Regions from separate parts of the Homo sapiens genome. Here region 2 is linked to region 1. Evidence: chromatin loops called from intact Hi-C (ENCODE). Cell type or tissue: endothelial cell of umbilical vein. All regions are shown on one strand. Links, peaks and the distances in the headings refer to the core of each region. The heading gives the core; the rest is flanking DNA. Region 1 overlaps SCAMP1 (secretory carrier membrane protein 1). Region 2 overlaps ARSB (arylsulfatase B).

Region 1 (2,930 bases), core at 104-2,603:
GGGACAGGGAAGAGGATAAGAGGGATAAGGAGGTACCAGAGAGTGGGGATACCACGTTCACATCTAGTTGTAGGAAATAACATGGCAAATTCAGGGAATTAAATGTAGCTCAGAATGGATGGGAGATAAAACATGGTGTGTGAGCTGGGGCTAGGAGAATTGTAGGTTGTTGGTATTGGAAGATGAAATTGAACACGTAAGTATAGTTTTATCCTACAGGGTCTTGTTAAGAAGTTTAAATCTTCTCCAAAAAGTGGTAGTGAGCCATAGAAGAGTTTTAAGGAGGAGAGTAATTGAATTGATTAGATTTGAATTTTAGAAGCATTTATTCTGAAATACATTTGGGATTTGCGGGGCCGAGCAGTCGTACTTGGAAACACTTAGGAGACGGGCTAGGAAGCTGATTAGTAATGATGGTGGCCTGAACTGAGGAAATGTGAAGAAAATGTAGTCAAGAGAAAACGAGCAGGTAAGGATTAATCCAACTGGGCCTGGAAGTAGGGGACAAGATAAGACTCAAGGATGACACCCAGGTTTTTAGATGATGGACCATTCAAGAAGAGAGTACAAGAAAAATGGTTTGGGGATCAAGATGTTTTCCACGTTGACCTTGAATTTGGGGAGTTTAAATTAACTGGTGGGGCATTAAAATATAAATATTGAGTAGGCTTTTGTATATATGAGTTAGGAGCAAGGGAAGAACTTTAGGCTGGATTTCTAGACTGGAAAGTATTGACTTGTTGAAGTAAATGAAGCCTAGAAAGTGTATGGAGTCAGAAGAGGGCTTTGGGGAGAATACTCACAACAATTAAGACTCTGCTGTGGGTGAAGTATAAAGGGAACTTTAACCATCACTGGCAGTGGTTGAGGAATGTGTGGCACAGATGATCAATAGAGCCAGGGTGTGGAGGAAGTGTTTATTCTGTAGCTGTTCTATAATGAACTACTCTGTGCACACTCTGAATACTTTGACCAGCAGTTTTTTTCCTTTCCATTTTCCAGGTATACAGTTTTTCAGGATCCACCACACAAAGGAAAAGTTATAGAATGGTGCTCATATGCCAGGCATTGAAAAGAAATATGACTTTCTCGAATAAAAGTATTGATATGGATATCATGCAGCATACTCTAATATTTTGTTGTTGTTGTTGTTTTTACCTCATAGTTAAAGAAGTTACCAGAACTTCTGTTTATATGTGTTCACAAGTTCCTAAACTTCTCTGGGTCTCAGATTCTTTATCTGTGAAATAAGGAGTTTAGATGAGATGATTTTCTGTATGATTTTATGAAGTACGATAGGGATACTATAAGCTAAAATATAATTTGCACCAGCTTTCATATTTTAATAGCAGGCATTTCTCTTGCTGTAATAGAAATTAAGATCCAATTTTAAAAACCTAATTTTTCCTTTTTAATTTTCTGTTTCACACTTGGTCAAAACTGGCAGTTTAATGACAAAAAATCCTTTGCAGGTATGTAGCAGTATTTATAACCACTAGGGGTCATGCTTTTCAAGAACAGTTAATGCCCTCTAACCGTAATCTGTGCACGGTTTTGACTCTAGAATTGTTGGGTTTTATTAAGCTGTTCTTCTCTTAAGGTAAATGTGCTCTGTCCTATATATTTATCCTAATTGAAGTGAATAGGATTTTGGTAATTTCGTTGGCTTTCTGTTGTCTTGCATAACTGAAGTGGGTCATCATTGGTGCTGCAGGGCCCAGTATGAGATTGTGCTGTTTGTTTCCCCCACAGTGTTGTTTTATACTCCACATTTCAAATATTGAAAGAATATATGTCTCCTATACATCTGCATGGAGAAGGGTCTAGTTTAGTCCTTATCTTTCACAAATAGATTTCTTGTTTTCTTTCAGATTATTTCCAAATGGTGTTTTTACAAAAGCTCCTCTTTCTATTAGAACTATCAGAAAGAATTGAGTAATGGTTTTGGGCCAAGCAGGGAGTTGTTATAAATGTGTCAAATAACAGTAAATGAATGCATCACAGGAGACTATGGATCAGGGAATCCAAAACTTTTCCCTTCTGTTAATTGGTATGGCTAGAATAACTTAATATGGAAGTAATTAATAGATGATATATCATTTGTATTCCTTTTGGGACCTGATTTTGAATGATTATCACTTCCATGAAATTTGTTCATAGACTGTCATGTTCACATTAAGTAGTTTTTAATAGTGAATTTTTTGCATTTTGAAAGAATTTTAGAAAAAAGTTATTTTACCTCTTTAAAAAACAAGTTTTCTGAAGTGTTTCAAATCTTGTTTATTTACTACAGTATATATTCTGCAGATACTCATTTTTGTGGGAGCGCTGAATTGGGTCTATGATAGAGAACACTGTGATTAAGTCTCATTAGTTGGTGTTTTATGGTAAATGCTTTGTGAAGATATCCTATTATATATAAAGTGATAGTTTTCTTAGGTGAAAAGTGACTCTTACAGTTATCCCTCTATATGCAGGGGATTGGTTTCAGAACCCACACATCCATATACCAAATCTATGCATACTCAAGTCTTGGAGTCAGCCCTGCAGAACCCATGTATACAAAAAGCCTTCTGTGTACTTGGGTTTTACATCCCATGAATACTGTATTTTCTATGTGAGTTTGGTTGGAAAAAAATCACATATTATAAGTGGACCTGCCCAGTTCAAGGATTATCATCTATACTTTCTTGAAAATATTGTTATCATTCACCTCTCCCCCTTGTCTCTTCCACTTTGTAACTTTATTTATGACCTAGGATAGAAAGCTGATAATTCCACTGTACTATTTTTCTATAGTCACAAATAGGCATGCTACTTCTCTCTCAGAACCATTCAGCACTGTCGTCTTTGCTGACTAGGAATCAATTCTGGATGGTTCACATTGTCTATTAAAATAGTCATCCAGTTACTTGTCACCTTCTTCTAAG
Region 2 (2,930 bases), core at 215-2,714, 500 kb after region 1:
GAGCACTGCATATTCTATAATTTGTTGTGTCAGGGTCCCACTGAAGTATTATTTTTATGGGTGTTCTTAATGAAGCCATATTTTGAGCCCAGTGTCTGACAATACAAATATTTGTTCCCATTTCAAAAGCATTTATAAGCTAAATCCAGAGAACTTAGCTTAAACTTTACCTCATGAAGTTAACTCTAGGTTAACAAAATAATCATAATAATAAGATTATTCATGTGTTACACAAAAGCATCAGTATAGTAAATGTGAAAAATAAGCTCATTGGTATACCAGGTATATGGATTAGAAGACCCAATATTGTTAAGACATCCATTCTCCCCAAGTTGTTCTATAGTTTCAAATATAAATCCAAGCAGACACTTTGGGCAGGGGGGAGCTGGCATATAGAAATTGACTAGATGATTCTAAAATTAACATGGAAATGCAAAAGATCTAGAATAGCAAAATATTCTTGTAGGGAGGAAGTACAAGGTTAGAGGAACTGCCCTGATCCCAAAATTTATGGATCCCTTAACCAAAAGTTTGTCATAATAAAGCCTCACCTTACACCTAAGCCAATCATTTTTTAAGTCATTTTATTAATTACTCACAGCACATGCACGTAATATACCAAAATTTTTAAACTATATTTCTATTGAAATACTACCAACATAGTATTCCTCAAAGTGTGATCTGGGGACCACTCTTAAGAATCACCTTTTAAGAGTTTCTCTAAAATGCTGATGTACGGATTTCTCCCACGCCTAATAAATCACACCCTAGAGGTGGGCTCCAGGAATCTTCCTTTTTAACAAGCTTCCCAGGCTGATTCTGGGATACTGTATAATTTGAAAAGGACTTCCCTAGAATTTATTAGATTTTTCCCTAAACAACAATGGCCTTTTCCTACATTTGTCTGAAAAGACATTAGTGTAACAAGATTTTGCTATCAGTAAATAGAAGCAAAACTTACCTTCTCTGGTGGATGGTTAGTTATGAGGGCTATAGCCCTTTTGGTGAATATGTTTGTTGAATACATATTTTTATATCCTGTTGCAACTTCTTCGCCATCTCGAAAATCAAGAGCACATCGTGTGACATTCAGAGCGTCAATTAATGTACAGCGTTCATGGGAATAATAATCTTCACTACCCAGGAGATATCCTGCAAGAATGGAAGACGAAAATAGTCAGCATAGCATAAAACTTGTTAAACAAACTAATGTTTCAGCATTTAATTGCCTAATGCAATTGATTACCCGTGACGAGGCTAATCAAATGACAAGGCTAATCAGCACCATTTCTCAACATGTCTATATCTGGTGGCAGAAGGCATTAAAACATTACTGCATAAAAACTCAAATCTATTCCTCATTCGCCTTTAGAATATAGGCGCTATCATGTAACACTAACAGTTTTTTTTTTTATCAGAGTTGAAACTCAGTAAGGGTGATAAAATCTCAATCCTTCAAAGCTATATAATGGTAAAAATAATGTACAGTTAATGTGACTTGTTACAGGTTTTTACTCTAAGGTGATCACATAAATGAGTGCAGGATTCAAACAATGTTTGTTGTTACTGATGTTGCGAGACTGGCTTCAAGGTTATTTACAGAAGTGGTTCTAGGAAGAGTCATCTTTAGTCAGATGCTGACACCCACTGGTGAAAGATACAAACCTTTCCTAATAGAGGATCTCTAGACATAACAGAGCCAACAGATCAAACTAAAGTGAGCACTGAAATAAGACTTTTCTACCTAAAATGATCTCAATTTCACCCCAGATTTAAATGGCATCAACGGCCTATCCCATAATTTAGACTTCACATGGAAGAAAATGGGTTTTCTCAAATATAGTTGTTTCTGCAAATGTTCCATCTTTTCTATATTTTAAAATATTATATTTCTATATTTTAAAGTATTAAAATAAGCTGTGCTACGTATGATTCCACTTGTATTAAATGCCCACAACATGTAAATCTATAGAGACAGAAAATAGATTAGTGGCTGCCTAGGGCTGGAGGGACTAGGGGGAAATGGGGAGTGATTGCTGAGGTGGATGAGTTTCTTTTTTGGGGATGATAAAAATGTTCTACAATTGGATTGCCATGATAGTGGCACAACCTTCTGAATTTATTAAAAATCATTGAATTGTACACTTTAATTGGGTGAATTGTATGATATGTGAATTATACTTTGATAAAGTTATTAAAAAGAAATATTTGCTAGACTCTTAGCTATCTCCTGACATATACTGCTTATTAACCTTAAAATGAGGATGATAAAATTGACCTAGCTCTTTCTTCAGTCCTGAACTTTCCCTATAATGAAAATTAAGAGCTTTACATAGTTTATATAATAAATCAATTCATTTTAAATTAAATTCTCCTTTTCTATGACTCAATAAATTCAAGATCTTGAATACAATTAATACTTTGGTCTTAAAATAACTTTTATATGGCAATCTTTTCTCCTATGTATATAATGGAAAACGAAATACAAAGTACTTGTTAATTAATGTGTAACAGAGAAAGAAATGTATCCATAAAAATAATTTCAGCCCTTACATGGGTGATTAGAATGTCAGAACACTGGAGGTCTATTTAAGGTTTTTAATAACTACTGGGCATTAAAGCTTGAGGAAATCACTTCAGGTTCTTTAACTGTTAAGTGTGAGCTGCTTTCTATCAGTTAGCAGAATATAGGACAGATACACTTCATTAGCAAAGGCATGAACTACAAATATTTAAAAGATAATACAGATAGGAGAATTCCAGAAATAAAACTATTCACATACTTGGCAAAACTAATACCAAGCAACCATGTGACAATCACATGAAGCTTTTCTTCATAATAATGATTCACAAATTTGAACTTCAATACTGAGCCTAAAGATGATGGCAGCCTATGCTTTTGGGGGAAAAAAATAGAAAATGCTTCTTGA

What was found. Peaks named below come from ENCODE experiments on the same cell type or tissue, not always from the same donor. Only the 100,000 strongest peaks of a DNase experiment are listed, where the experiment ranks them.
Region 2: it touches region 1 in a loop (4-fold over the local background); 59 of 110 quality-filtered maps call a loop at or near these places.

Annotation. Positions count from the first base shown.
Region 1 is chr5:78,466,443-78,469,372 of GRCh38, forward strand. All of the region lies in intron 8 of SCAMP1 (secretory carrier membrane protein 1), which reads left to right. Among named protein-coding and RNA genes, the nearest start is that of SCAMP1, 110 kb to the left of the region's middle. In endothelial cell of umbilical vein, for the core only: CTCF peaks have their summits at 1,488 (motif pointing right) and 1,690; a DNase peak (open chromatin) is centred at 1,549.
Region 2 is chr5:78,963,455-78,966,384 of GRCh38, forward strand. It overlaps ARSB (arylsulfatase B), which reads right to left. Exons shown (of 8, transcript NM_000046.5): 3 at 962-1,152. Among named protein-coding and RNA genes, the nearest start is that of ARSB, 20 kb to the right of the region's middle. In endothelial cell of umbilical vein, for the core only: no CTCF peak of the experiment used is centred there; a DNase peak (open chromatin) is centred at 1,637.